2 separate regions of the Homo sapiens genome follow, and region 2 is linked to region 1. A link is a contact called in ENCODE Hi-C or POLR2A ChIA-PET data. All regions are on one chromosome and are shown on one strand. The core of a region is the stretch at or near the end of the contact, and the rest is flanking DNA. Distances in the headings are between cores, read along the strand shown.

Region 1 (7,679 bases), core at 2,916-5,415:
AAAATGGAAGAGGCAAAGCTCAATTCTTAAAGATCACTTCTTTTTTTTTTTTGAGGCGGAGTCTCGCTCGGTCGCCCAAGCTGGAGTGCAGTGGCACGATCTCGGCTCACTGCAAACTCCGCCTCCCGGGTTCACGCCTTTCTCCTGCCTCAGCCTCCCGAGTAGCTGGGACTACAGGCGCCCGCCACCGCGCCCAGCTAATTTTTTTGTGTGTTTTTAGTAGAGACGGGGTTTCACCGTGTTAGCCAGGATGCTCTCGATCTCCTGACCCCATGATCCGCCCATCTGGGCCTCCCAAAGTGCTGGGATTGCAGGCGTGAGCCACGGCGCCTGGCCAAGATCACTTCTTAAAAGAGAATTCCATCTGCCTCCACCCGCATCACATTGCATATCAGAAATGGTAGTTTTGGGGTTGCCCTCAGACCCGAGCCTGCTCCAAACAGAACACAAACTGAACAGCAAGAACATAGACCTCGACTTTTCAGCCAGGACTTGGTGCTAGCTTTATTTTTATGAAAACAAAACAAAACAGCAACAACAACCAAAACAATGCTATTTCATTGAGTTGAAAGATCTAAACTCTTTTTTTTTTTTTTTTTTTTTTTTGAGACTGAGTCTTGCTCTGTCGCTCAGGCTGGAGTGCAGTGGCGCAATCCCAGCCGACTGCAACCTCTGTCTCCCAGGTTCAAGTGATTCTCCTGCCTCAGCCTCCTGAGTAGCTGGGACTACAGGAACCCGCCACCATGCCTGGCTAATTTTTGTATTTTTAGTAGAGACGGGGTTTCACCGTGTTAGCCAGGATGGTCTCGATCTCCTGACCTCGTGATCGGCCCACCTTGGCCCCCCAAAATGCTGGGATTACCGGAGTGAGCCACCGCGCCCAGCCAGGGGAGAAAGTTCTATGAAGAAAAATAAAGCTGGGAAGGGAGAGAGAACATGTTTGGGGGTAGGGTGAGCTTACAAATTTATACAAGATGGTAGAGAAAGCCTCTTTAAGAAAATGGCATTTAATTGAAGACTGGACCCATGTAGATATCTAGAGAAAGCACATTCCAGGCAGAGGCACCAGCAAGGGAAAAGGTCCTGCAGTGGAAGTGGTCCCGTGGCTGGGGCTGTGTGAGAAGGAGGACAGTGAGACCCATGGGGTGGGAGGTGGGGCAGGACACATAGTATTGGCTCTTGAGGCCATTCCAAAGACTTTGGCTTTTACTCAGAATGAGATAGAATGCCACTGGATGCCTCTATAACAAGGAATGACATGACCTGAGTCACACTATAATAGGAGTTTCCTGGCAGTTGTGTTAAGGTAGACCAAAGTGGGACAAGGGCAAAAGTAGGGCGAGGAGATGGGATGCAATGACAATCATCCATGCAAAAGACAAGGGGGGGCTGGAATCAACGTGATTACAGTGGAGGTTGATGAGAAGTGATCCAATTCTGATTATGATCTGAAGGTAGAGTAAGACAGCAAGATTTTCTATGGAAGAAAAGAGTCAAGAATGACTTCAAGATTCTTGGACTGAACAAGGGTATGGAAGACTGAGGCAGAAGAGGTCTAGGGGGACAGAACATCAGGAGTTCAGCTCTGCATGTATTACATTGGTGATATTAATTACCCATCTAAATGGAGATTTCGATTATGCAGTTAGATATATGAGCATAGTGTTCAGGACAGCTGTGCAAGCAGGCTGAAGACATAAATTTGAAAGTCATCAGCATATATGCTTAAAGCTTTGAAACTAGGTGGGAAAATCAAAGGAGTGAGCGTAGACATAAAAGAGATTCAAGGCCTGAGCTTCTGGTGGCTTCTTCTACCTTAAGGGGCACTTCTATGTTAAGAGGTGGAGAGAAAAGGATTCAGCAAAGTAGACTGAGAAGGAGATGCCTCATGGAGAAAAGCCTTATGAGCACAATGTCCTGGAAACCAAGAAAAGAAAGTGTTTTAAGGAGAAAGAAATGATCAGTTATGTTAAATGATGCTGTCAGAGCCAAGAAGATTATGGCTGAGAATTGGCCATTGAGTTTACAACATGGAAGGCCCTGGAGACCTAGGTATAGGCAGTTTCATTGGAATAATGGAGGCAAAAACCTAATTGCCATGGAGAGGTTTCTTGAAACCTAATTGCAGCAGTTTCAAGAGAGACTAGGAGAACAGAAACTGGGGAGAGTCAGTATGGACAACTCTTTCGTATTGCTCTAAAGGGGAGCAGAAAAATAGGGCAGAAGCTAAAGTATAGCATGGGTTCAAGGCAGTCGTTTTGTTTTTTTGAGATAGGAAAAACCAACAGCATGTTGTAGGCAGGCGGGCAATATCCTAGAAGAAAGAAAAAAACCAACGATGCAGGTAGAGAATCCCTGAGTGCAGTCCTTGATGAGGGCAAGGGAGGAGCCCTCCTGTTGACCTGAGATGGGATATGTGATCATGGGGAAGGTAGGCAAATTGTGGGATGTGGCTGTAGAAGTGTGTGGTAGAAGTTCTCTTCTGAGTACTTCTGGGTTTTTGTGTGTCTTAGGAAATAAATCATTAGCAGAGTGACATGGGGGAGGAAGAGTGGAAGGTTTGAAGAAAAAGGGAAAGTGTGAAACGGTCTTTGAGGAGAACAGGAAAGCCAATGGACTGGGGAAATGGATCTGATGGCCAGGTAGTATTAAGAACCCCTTGAAGCTAATGAACGTGAATTCAAAGTGAGGCAGTAAGTTGTGGGTGTGTGTGAAGGATGGATTCTAATGACTAACCATGGAATTTAAAATGGGTTAGGAGGGCTATGATGGTAAAGGAAGGTGGGAGAAGTGCAAAGGTGGCAGGTTCAATGGATCGTAGGCTCCAGAGGGTTGAGATATTATTAAAGTCTGGGCACTCGAGTGACTGAGCTTCAAGAATCAACGGTGGTGATTAGAGACGGGGTGCTTGAAACTGAGGTTGTGGAAAAAGTACACGTGATTGAAATGGCACCATCTAGATGTGATCACAGTAGTGAGTAGCTGAAGTAGGTGTTTTACTAGATAATTTGTTTGGTTAAGTAATCACACTTTTCTCTCTTTCAATCCTGTCCCAGTTGAAGCCACTTCAGTACATTGTCCTGAAGTTTTATTTCTCAAATAAAGCCTAACGAAATATTTATTCACTTTGTCAGCCCATAGGCCATGAATGACACATCGTGACTCATGGATGTCCTGGCTCTTTGCATCCTGCACACAGACACATGATGGACACTTGATGAGACTCCTTGATACAAAAGGGTGGGTTTGAGTCCCACATGAACACTAGCGTGCATGCTTGGGGTTGATGAAGTACACTTGTGTAATTTTTGTAAAGCCAATGGTTTAAATAGGGATATCTGATTTACTCTAACCAAATATCAGATTACTGTATTTCCTTTTGTGGTTCCATGTGCATTCTGCAAACTAGCATTCTTTTAGTGTACCTCTGCAGGCAAAGAATTTGGAAACTACATACCTATAAAACATTAATCAAAGCCCTTAGATTGACTGGATCCCACCCACCACTCTCCCCGCTGAGCAATTGAGTTAATTAAAAGAAAAATATCTCAAGAATATAAGCTCATATCAATAATCTCATTTAAAAAAATAAACAAAGATTTCCAAAATTCCAAGTGAGCAAAGGGTGAGCAAAACTTTGACTTATACTGTCTGTATTAACTATAGTGCTGAATAAAAATAATGGTTAAGAATGAACAAGATCCAAAATCTTCCAGAAAGATCATAATAATCATGCTTTAGATAGTGGGTGACACATTGAGGACACCTAATTTGTTAAATGAAGGTGTGAGTGTGCCTAATCTGGAAATGAAGTGCCATACTTTAGAAAAATACTGTTAGCAGGGGTATAGTTGGCCAGAAACCACTTGCAACACCAACATGTTCTTCCCTGAACTTTCTGTGTAATGAAGGCAGTTCTCCATTTGCTGCATTTGTAGGAAATGGGGAAACTGAGGAGGCTCTGAAATGGCCATGAGAATTCTTTTTAAGAATCTTCACCACAATTACACTGGAGCTGTTCAAGGACTTTTTTCCTTCTGCTCATTTTAATGGCCTGAGATAATAGATCAAAATGAAGGCCTGTCCTCAGATGTGTATGAAAGCACAGAAGAACAGGATAAGACAGGAATCAAGGCCTCTACCACTGGGGAATGCAGGTTGCTATATACCAGGCAATGGGTGGGTTTCCAAGGAGATGTGTCAGAGCCTTGGAATGCTGCAACTGGGCTGTGCCTGACCCAAGGTGGGGGCGGGTGCAAGGAACCTGCTGGCACATTAGAGGTCTTTTCTTCTGGAGGCAAACTTTGGAGAAATGTACAACACTAGCCTATGTCTGTAAGTTCATGCTTTGGGAACAAAGTTTGAATTGCTTTCAGAGAAAAAAAATATACTGATGGGGTGAAGATAATGGTGGCTAATTTTGATCTGACCAAACAGATATAAAAACTACAGGCTGATCCAACAATAATCTTCTCCCATTTTCTTTCAAATGAGCAACCCTAAAGCATATACTTTTTAGTTTTACAAGGAAGGAGTCTCTCCAAGGAAAAGTTCAAGTGGATTTTTGGTTACCCAGCAAATTATTCTAATTAAGACATGGCTTTTATTCTAAAAATAATAATAATAATAATAATAAAAGGGTGTGTGTATGTGTATGATTTTTAAGAGCATGTTAATTCTAGGACAGTCTGAACATCTGTGTCTTAGGAGAGGCATGTTTTAGGAGATTGCCTCCTTTTGGAGGAGGGGCAGGATGCCTGCCTACAAAGGGCGCCCAGTGGCCTGGAACACCAAAAGCACATTCTCAGGGCATGCAGAGGTAACTGGTTGAAACTTGCCAAAGGATGCTTTTCCATTTGGCTCACAGCAATTCATTTATATTGGTTTTGACCATCCCACTCATTTTATTTTTAAGTCCTTATTCATTTTCGGGCCTTTCCGTATAGGGTTAGCAAGGAATTACTAATTCCGGATCTGCCCACTGTGACACTCAACTAGAAGATTAAGTCAGGTTTTAGAAACCTTGTTTTTGTCATATTTCCCCCATGCCCAGGCTTAAGAACACTCCAAATACTAATAATTACAGGAAATTCCATCAATTTGGGGGAATTGGCTTTAGACTATTTTTTAGTTGGTGTTCAGTGAAAATAAAATAATTCATTCAAGTAAAGACTAGATGGGAAAAATTACTTGAGGAGAAAAGACAAATCTCCCTTACAGAGGAACTACAAATAATTTATGTAGATGTTCTGCCCTCAAGGAGATGCAGGATAACTCACACTCCTTAAGTGTGGGCAGCACATAGCGAATTCCTCTCAGAGCACAGTATTGAAAAGGGCGGGGAGAGTCATGTTACCATGGGCAACACTACAAACTACTTCACCCAGGGGCTCCAGAGTAACCCCAACAGTGGGAAGTACTCTTGACACAATGAAATGAAAATGGCACTTGCCTCTGTGGTCTTCCTCACCAAAACTAGTAACCCTGTTCTATTATAATCATGAGAAAAACATCAGACAAACCTCAACTGAAGGATGTTCTACAAAACGCCTGCCCATTACTCCTCCAAACTATCAAGGCCGTCAAAAAACACGGACAGTCTGAGAAACTGTCACAGCCACGAGGAGTCTAAGGTGACAACCAAGTGTAACGTGATATCCTGGATGGAACCCCGGAACAGAAAAAGGACATTGGGTAAAAACTGAAGAAAATATGAAGAGAATACGAACTTTATTTATTTATTTATTTATTTTTTTGAGATGGAATCTCACTCTGTTGCCCAGGCTGGAGTGCAGTGGCACAGTCTTAGCTCACCATAACCTCTGCCTCCCGGGTTCAAGCAATTATCTGCCTCAGCCTCCCGAGTAGCTGGGACTACAGTTGCGTACCACCATGCCCACCTAATTTTTGTATTTTTAGTAGAGACAGGGTTTCACCATGTTGGCCAGGCTGGTCTTGAACTCCTGACCTCGTGATCCATCCACCTCAGCCTCCCAAAGTGCTGGGATTACAGGTGTGAGCCACCATGACCAGCCGAGAATATGAACTTTAATAATAATAATGTGCCAATATTGGTTTGTTAATGGTAACAAATTCCTAATGTGGGATGCTAGTAATTCCCCTAGTAATAGGGGAAACTGAATGTGCCATTTATGGGAATTCCATTATATTCTCAATCTTCTGTAAATTTATAGCTGTGCAAAAAAAAAAAAAAAAAAAAAAAACCTGTTTAAGGAAAAAATTACTTGACTGAAAGAGAACACTCCACCCACCCCACCCAACCTGCCACCCCTGCTTTCACAGAGTCAGCCTGATGCAGAAAGTCTAATCATGAATTGCGCAGTTCTGGGTAGTTGGAACCCTGTAAATATGGATCATGCAGCAGGCGATGTTGTGAAGAGAAGTATGTTTCAGAGCTCCCAGCTTCTCTGTTCTGGATGTGCTTCCCCCTTCCCCTGCCCTGCCCCCATAATGATAAGGCTAATACTTACATAGTATTATGTAATATGTAGCCCATGTATTGCCTTTCTCCTTCACAGCAGCCAACACTATGGAATAGGAGGGTTCTATTAGCATTACTGTATCCATGAAGAAGATGAGACCTAGAGAAGTTAAGGACCTTGCCCAAGATCCCTTGCCTGTAAGGATGGAGCTGGGATTCAAATTCAGACAGCCTGGGCCCCAGAGCCAGTGTGCTTTTAACCTTTGTCATTGGTCTACTTCCCTCCCTCATTCACTTCTCTTCCAGGTATTCAGAGGCTCATACTTTCTTTAAGCAGGATTATCCTTAGTCTAAGAATGGTCAAGTTTACTACAACCCATGATGTCAGCTGTACTGTGTAGACTCCATCAAGAAATAATAGATGTGGAGGTGGGTGCTTGGAGCAGGGGAAAAGTGCCACTCTATGAAGTAAGGCCTGGTTAAAATTATAGCGTTGGCCCACATCCTACACTCCGATCACCGCAGGACCTGGATGATACTGAATCCCATCCTATAGTCAATTCTAGCTGTAAAACTAATGTTGTTCCCATCTGATGTCTTGGAAACAAACCAGCACTGGGGCATTTTCAAGTGGTTTCGATAATGAGCATTAGTAAACCCACAGGTGTGCCTAAGTGAGGATTTGTGAAGCTGAGCATACTTTCCCAACCCTACATTTCAGAAAAGTTGGCTCCCTTTTATTTACAAAACGAGGTGGAATTGGATGTACTAGTCCAAATGAAGAGAAATAGGTTCTCTTTCATGTTTGAAAGAGATGTACATAAGACTCTAAAAGATGTACATAACAATAAGTTATTAAAAATAGCAACTTCTCAAACCCTGCCCTTTTCCATAAATTTCTTTAAACAGTCAGAAAGTTCACAATTTAATAAAGACTCTCAGAAAGGCTAGTCAAGGAATAGGCCCATTCAGTAACTTCATAAATATAGGGGGTTAAAAAATGAAATCTTCCATGATGACTTCCTGCTGGAAAAGTCAAAGCTAGTTCAGACCACTTGGAGGGAAGACTTCACCTCCGGAACACATTGTTTGCTTTTAAAGTTCCCTGGGAGTGTGGGATGGTAACAATTTTTTTTTTTTTTTTTTTTGGTTATCTGTGTTTCTAATGTTTCCACAATGGACATTCATTGCATTTGTCATAATACAAGTAAATGAGAAAAGCTATTTTTAAAAGAAA
Region 2 (7,679 bases), core at 1,635-4,134, 110 kb after region 1:
AAACATTGATTAAGGTGCCTGCTATGTGCCATGCACAGTACTAGGAGCTTATCGCATTTAATCCTTATGACAACTGTCTTCTGAGATATGTGCCTCAGTTCTTATTTCATAGGTGGGGAAACCAAGACTCAGTGAGATTTAATAACCTGTCCAAGTTGCACAGCTAACGAGTGAATGTGAATGGAATCCACCGTGGTCTGCCTTAAAGACTCTTTCCTCCACATCACACCTCTTCTAGATCCACTTTTAAGACTCATATTGTAGTGACTTGAAACTTTTTTTTTTTATTTGAGACAGAGTCTCGCTCTGTAGCCCAGGCTGGAGTGCAGTGGCGCCATCTCAGCTCACTGCAAGCTCCGCCTCCCGGGTTCACGCCATTCTCCTGCCTCAGCCTCCCAAGTAGCTGGGACTACAGGCACCCGCAACCACGCCCGGCTAATTTTTTTGTATTTTTAGTAGAGACGGGGTTTCACTGTGTTAGCCAGGATAGTCTCGATCTCCTGACCTCGTGATCCACCCATCTCGGCCTCCCAAAGTTCTGGGATTACAGTAGTGAGCCACTGCACCTGGCCTTGAAACTTTTTTGGTTAAAGAAGTATTTCTAGTTGAAAATACATTCTACCTTATTTTTTCCCCCAGCTTACCATAGCTACTTGGGAGGCTGGGGTACTCTGTATCACCCTTAGAGTATTATAATTTTAGTATACTTCTGGATGAGTTTAAAAAGATGCAAAGAGAGAACTTGTGACAAAAGCCATGCAGTATATGAGCAGCTTCTGAAACATGCTCCCTCCATTTCAGTAAAGGATCCTCCACCCTTGCTGTAGCCCCTGCCACTCTCTGGAGGAAAGGCTGGGAGGAAACCAGTAAGGTCAGAGTCCAGCAGGTGGAAATGCATTTCCAGGATGGCCCTCTTAATGAAAAAAAAAAAAAGAGAGAGAACCATTCTTAAGAGGGGCTTCCCAGATGAAATCATCCCCACTCCCACTGCCAACTTAACTGGGGGTGTGGGAAGGCAGGGGATTCCAGACTCAAGTCAACAGCCTGGAAACCAAACCAACAGTGCCTTTCACATGAGAACAGCCAGAATCCCCCATTGGCAGGAGCTGAGCCTCCTTCCCCTGAGACTGTAATTTGGTATCGTTTGGTATCAGTCGTATCAGTGTGGGGGCCTAATCCCTGGGGTGCAAGAGTCCATCAGGCTTCCTGGCTGGAGCTGGACTGTCTGATAAAAACCATCTGAGCCTGAATAGCCAAAGTTTGTCTTTGTTCCATTTATCCTGGGGCCCTGGGATTTCTTCTGGAGTGGCTAATGCCCGAGGCTCTTCCTCTGTTTATTTTCTTTGGTTGTTTTCCCATAGCTGATGGATGTAGGAAGCAGTTAGCCCACGGCTGGTTGGCTGGAAAAATGTAGGATACAGCCAATTAGAACCAGCCTGTGGAATGCTGGGCTTTGAGGAGCGCAAAAAGAAAAAAAGATAAAACAATTCCCTCAGTGGCCATCTCTGGTGGCTGATGTTCCATCCCCAAGTTTTTACTCTTTTGGGTTAAATATTGACTCTTGCTCATTTGAAATGCAAATACTCTTGAGAGCAGCTAATACATGTAATCATTAAACTTAATGATTTTGCTGCTTGCTCAAAAGTTAATACCTTCCCAAATAAATACCAGGATCCACCTATTTCAACCAACCAGAACCATCTCCCCAAAGGTCTTGTTCCCCCCACCGAATCTTTTATATCCTCTTCCCTCCTTAAAAAGCTCTTCTCTTTCCACCTACTTAACCCAGTCCTGCTCACAATTCAAAGCCCAGCTCAAGGGCCACCCCCTCCCACAGAAAGCAAAGTGCACGGTCAGGTACTTTGTCTACTTTGTTTTCTCACATGGCTGGGTGCTCAATAAATATTTTAAAATAAGTGAATAACGGCCAACATTTATGGAATGTTTACTAGGTTCAGGAACTCTTCTAAACTTTTCACATGTTATAGTTAATATAGTATAAAGAAATATTATAATGAAAAGTAAGATACTTTTAGACTGCAAGTGCCTCAAGGATAAATACATGCTACGTTTATCCTGGGCACTTAATAAGCATTTGTTGAAAGATTGATTGAAGAAAGGAATGCTTGAATCAGAATTATTTTTTTCTTTTTTTTTTGAGATGGTGTTTCACTCTTGTCACCCAGGTTGGAGTGCAGTGGCGCTCTCTCGGCTCCCTGCAACCTGCACCTCCCGGGTTCAAGCAATTCTCCTGCCTCAGCCTCCTGAGTAGCTGGGATTACAGGAGCCTGCCACCACGCCTAGGTAATTTTTGTATTTGTAGTAGAGATGGGGTTTCACCATGTTGGCCAGGCTGGTTTTGAACTCCTGACCTTAGGTGATCCACCTGCCTCAGCTTCCCAAAATGCTGGGATTGCAAGCATGAGCCACCACACCTGGCCTTGAATCAGAATTAATTTGCCTGCTGGGCACAGTGATGGACAAAGCAGCTGGCAGCATCGGATCCCTACACAACGGGTTTTGTTTTGGGGAGAGGAGTGAGTGCAAATGCCTTCTGCTTCACAAATCTGCCCATGGTTGACCCTGTAGCCTCTGGCCTTGGCTTCCCACAGTCCCTGATCCATGCCTGGATGCCTGCATTGATGCTGGTGTCAGGATGCAGCAAAGCAAAGGAGCAGGTCTCCTGGGAGAGACTAGTTCTCCAATAAAGAACTCGGGAATGCAGTGGGGTGGCAGGAGCTGGGTTCTGATCTCCGAGGCTGGTCCAGAAGTCTGGATCTTGATTTCCCATACAGCCACTCTGTTCTATTACACTTGAGAGAAACTCGATGACTATGTATGGAATTTTTTCTCCATGGAATGTAAGGGGAAGGGTGTGTCACTGGTCAGAGAGGGTCAGAATTTGCTGTGGGCTAATGGATCTTTGTGCCTAATGGGAAATGCCACAAGGGATGTGTTTGGGGTGGGGATGGGGTCATCCCATTAGTCATATAATTAGATTTCTGGATGGAGAGCTTTGGTTCAAGAATCCAAAGTGAAAGAAAGAGCAAAACTGACTCAGTAGAGAGTGTGTGTTGGTGCTGGAGGAGGCCTTGTCAGTCCTGCTGTCCAACAGACGGTCTCAGCCGGTTCCAGCCTGGCTGGAGGCCGGGCTGCTCCACAGCCCCTTCAGGCTTTCTCCCCAGACCCATTTGAACCAGTGGCATCCCTCCTGCCTTGTTTCTGAAGATATTTGGAGAAGATATGAGAGGCTGGAGTGCGGGGCCGGGGCCTAGGACATTTCCTAGAAAAAGCTTTGATCTCCCTCCTGCCCTTCTGTCCCCAGTCATGGGCAGTGTTAAATCAAGTTTAGCCTAAAGCTGCCTCCCTGCATATTTTAAGTTCGGCCTAAAGATTTCTCTGTGTACATGGTGAACTATAACAAGTGGAGGTGTAAACAGGCTTTAGCTTACATTTGTGCCAATTACCAAGTTTTGGCCAATCAATGTAGCCAGCTGTTCGAACTGTGTTCAAATAAGACTGTTTCTGTACTTCACTTCCATTTTCTGTACATCACCTTCCTTTTTCTGTCCATAAAACTTCTACCACATGGCTGCGCTGGAGTCTGAGAGCCTACTCTGGCATGGGATGCCGCCTGATTCGTGAATTGTTCATTGCTCAATTAAACTCTTTTAAATGTAATTCAGCTGAAGTTATTCTTTTAACAGCAGATTTCAGGGTTTTGGCCTCATGGTCTCCAAGCAAAGTCTGTGGTCAACAAGTATCACTCGGGGCACCCGATAATAAAGAGAAATGTGCTCTGAGAAAGGGATGAATGAATGGGCAAACGAATGAAACCTGAAACAGAAGCAGGTCTCACATATCTCGCTTCCAGGAGTCTCATGGTTAGGAACTGAAATTCCTAAAATGGGCGTTTCCAGGCAAACCCCAGATGGTAGAACTTGCTAGTACAATAAGCAGGGCTCATTCTGTATCCACTCCTGAAAGATGTTCCTTTTCCAGACCTTGAGATCCAACCTTCCCCAAATAAGAGCAGTGGACTAATTCACTGAGGTGCTAAGTAATTTTGTGCTGCCTACACCCTCCTCTGCCAGCTCTATTTTTCTTTCTTTCTCTTTCTTTCTTTCTTTTTCTCTCTTTTTTCCCTCCCTTCCTTCCTTCCTCTTTCTTTCTTTCTTCCTCTCTCTCTTTCTCTCTTTCTTTCCTTTCTTTTCCCTCCCTCCCTCCCTCCCTTCCTTCCTTCCTTCCTTCCTTCCTTCCTTCCTTCCTTCCTTCCTTCCTTCCTTCCCTTCCTCCCTCCCTCCCTTCTTTCTTGCTTTTTTGCTTTTTGGAGTCTTGTCACTCAGGCTAGAGTGCAGTGGCACAATCTTGGCTCACTGCAACCTCTATCTCCTGGGTTCATGCAATTCCCCTGCCTCAGCCACCGGAGTAGCTGGGATTACAGGCATGCACCACCACGCCTGGGTGATTTTTGTACTTTTAGTAGAGATGGGGTTTTACCATGTTGGCCAGGCTTGTCTCAAACTCCTGACCTCAAGTGATCCACCCACTTCAGACTCCCAAAGCACTGGGATTACAGGTGTGAGCCACTGCGCCTGGCTGGCCAGCTCTATTTCTAGCAGACAGCCAGATCTTTTACAGGAGGAATTTGCAGGACAAAACCAGAATGCTCTGAAGTCAATAACTTTATTTATTTATTTGTTATTTATTTATTTATTTAGACAGAATCTTGCTCTGTCACCCAGGCTGGAGTGCAATGGCACGATCTCTGCTCACTGCAATCTCTGCCTCCCGGGTTCAAGCGATTCTCCTGTCTTAGCCTCCCAAGTAGCTGGGATTACAGGTGCCCGCCACCATGCCCGGCTAATTTTTTGTATTTTTAGTAGAGATGGGGTTTCACCATGTTGCCCAGGGTGGTCTCGAACTCTTGACCTCAGGTGATCCACCTGCCTCAGCCTCCCAAAGTGCTGGGATTACAGGCGTGAGTCACCACGCCTGGCCTGAAGTCAATGCCTTTAAACTCATTGAAGAAATTTTGAACCTAGTGCAGTGGCTCAGGTTTGTAATCCTAGCACTTTGGGAGGCGGAGGTGGGAGGATCATTTGGGCTCAGGAGTTCGAGACCAGCCTGGGCAACATAGTGAGACCTTGTCTCTAAAAAAAAAAAAAAGAAAAAAAAGACATTTCATTAGATGTCCTGAAGCGGGGAGAGAAAATAGGGAAGATGACTTGGGGATAGAAAGAACAAAGAACAGGTTCTGCTGCCCTCCCACCAACTTTCCCTACAATAGGAAGATGCTAGAGGTCTGTGGAGCCCACTCCTCCTCTCTCCTGGGCAGCACACTAGGGGCAAAACCTCAGAGGAGAACGGGCCTGGTGATCACAATGGGGCCCAGCACGAGGCCTCCAGACTCAGCCAGGAGTTCCTGCCCCAGGTGGGTGTGGAGCAGGGCACCTTTGACTTCAAGGGACCACAAAGGCTTGGACAGGGAAGATGTCTGTGGTGACCATGGTGAACTGAGATTGAAGTCCTGTCCTCATGTTCGGGGTGTGCAAGAGCCTTTCAGGTCTGCTAATTAATAATGGCTGAGACTAAAATTACCCTGTGGGATAGGGATTTGGAGTGGAATGTTAATTTGATTTAAATACATTAACATGATATTTCCGGCACACCTCTGTCATAGACTGAGATTCACACTCATTATGTGAGGAAACAGCTTCTTGAAATTTTTCCCTGTCTCAGACTCAATGATTCTAAGGACCTCGCAGATCAGCTGTGGGTTGAGGCAGGGGACTGAGCAGTTGGCTGGCAGGGTGGGGAAGCAGGTCTGCTCCAGGCTCTAGAAAGCCCTCTGAAGCAAGCTTGGGAGTCTGCTTCACCCAAATCCTTCTGCTGCCTCTGCAGGGGACTGGATTTCTCACCACCCTGGGCAAACTAGATGTGGGGTCCCTGCTGGCCTGGGACGTGGTACTCTCTGAGCATAGCTAGGATGGGTGTCCTGGGACTCCAGGATGGCTAACCCAGGACTGAGGGAGATCCCAGGATATGAGCATTTCCGTATTTTATTTATTTTATTTTTTAGACAGAGTCTTGCTCTGTCACCCAGGCTGGAGTGCAATGGCGTGATCTCAGCTCACTGCAATCTCTGCCTCCCAGGTTCAAGCAATTCTCCTGCCTCAGCCTCCCAAGTAGCTGGGACTACAGGAGCCCGCCACCACGCCCAGCTAATTTTTTGTATTTTTAGTAGAGACAGGGTTTCACCGTGTTAGCCAGGATGGTCTTGATCTCCTGACCTCGTGATCCATCTGCCTCGGCCTCCCAAAGTGCTGGGATTACAGGTGTAATACGCACCCAGCCTAGTATTTCAGTTTTAAAACCGGGTAAGTCTTGCAGAAACGGGGACTAGTTGGTCACCTGATCTTGCTATTGGTTCATTATCTCACCCGTCCCTGGCTTCCAGGGGATGTTCCAAAGTCATCCATCTCAGATGGGGATTGGAAATGGGATAGGAGAATCCCTCCCCTTTTTCCACAACCACCCAGATGGGACAGAAATTCTATGATCTCCCTGGGGAATCCAGAAAGGGAAGAGGGTTGGGGCTGGGACTTGCCAAGTAGTCAAGTGGGAACATATTTGACCCAGTGAGTTCACTCCACCTCTGCTGTCACATCCCTGGTAAATCAACAGCTACTAGTTTCTCAGATTTTCTGTCTTAACCAACCAACCCTGGTCTCAGCACCAGGGACCAATCAGAAAAGGAGAGACCTGGGGCTCTTCTCCCTGGTCCTATAATGTTGGTATCTGACAACACCAAGACCAGCCATTTTGGAGAGAAGTTAGAGGACCGGTGATCTAAGTCAGCAATCTAACTGGGAGGAGAAGAGAGGGATTGGCCTGCAGCAAGGCCCCAAATTGTGTAAGTTTCACGCTCCAGGAAGCCTGGGTCTGCCCTTGAGAGGAGGCTCCTCACCCATCACACTTAGTAAATAGCCCCCAGGGATTCCTCCTCCACAGCACTCCAGGCTGTGCCACAGCTGCTGACCTCGTCCCTCTAAATTCCTCCAGGACGGCCCAGGCCTCCGCAATAAAATGGGGCCTCCGGCAATTGCCCAGATTTGCCTGGATTCTTGAAAGAGCTTTGATGAGCTCTTGTACAGAACTTTGCCCGCATTACTTTTGACTTTCATAGCTCCTTGTGAATTAGCCAGGAAAGCAAAAGCTAATTAAGCCACTTAATTAAGAACTGAAAGGAGGTTTAAAATTTCACCTCTAGGAAATGGTTCCAGGGTGGAGAGGACTGTATATTTCACACAGTATACCTTACTTCCCGGAAACTTTCCCTCCCATCTTGGTTATCCTACAGCATGTTAGCATTTATGCCCTTCACCTTACATAGCTTTGTGTGTATCTGTGTGTGTATTTAGGTAAATTCACTTATTATCTTTGCTGAGCGTGACTGTATGTCAGGTGCTGGGGCTAGGCACTTTCAAAACAATACCATTTAAGCCTTCCAAACCCATGGGACGTAGGTACTATTATTAGGCTCATTTCAGGGATGGAAAAAACTGAAGCTTAGAATATATTTTGTTGGAAGAGAATAGTGCCTCACGCCTGTAATCCCAGCACTTTGGGAGGCTGAGGCAGGCAGATCACCTGAGGTCAGGGGTTCGAGACCAGCC

What was found. A loop is a pair of places that touch in the nucleus more often than their neighbours do. ChIA-PET counts read pairs that join two places held with the same protein, here RNA polymerase II (POLR2A). Pooled maps may share reads with other maps.
Region 2: a loop to region 1 is called in a map of PC-9, with 6 times the contacts of the local background. The contact joins two enhancer-like sites. A Hi-C loop is called at or near these places in 1 of 168 maps with a recorded cell type or tissue (PC-9) and 4 of 50 pooled maps. POLR2A ChIA-PET finds 5 or more read pairs at or near these places in 4 of 52 experiments (AG04450, BJ, MCF 10A and 1 more).

The regions. Positions count from the first base shown.
Region 1 is chr1:183,160,351-183,168,029 of GRCh38, forward strand. No RefSeq gene overlaps it. Among named protein-coding and RNA genes, the nearest start is that of LAMC2, 22 kb to the right of the region's middle. Within about 2 kb of position 4,166, at least 6 of the 41 ENCODE cell types and tissues checked have a DNase peak (open chromatin) inside an H3K27ac peak, as active enhancers do; they include PC-9, where a contact is called at or near this core.
Region 2 is chr1:183,269,612-183,277,290 of GRCh38, forward strand. The region is part of intron 8 of NMNAT2 (nicotinamide nucleotide adenylyltransferase 2); the gene reads right to left. Among named protein-coding and RNA genes, the nearest start is that of LAMC2, 87 kb to the left of the region's middle. Within about 2 kb of position 2,885, at least 3 of the 41 ENCODE cell types and tissues checked have a DNase peak (open chromatin) inside an H3K27ac peak, as active enhancers do; they include PC-9, where a contact is called at or near this core.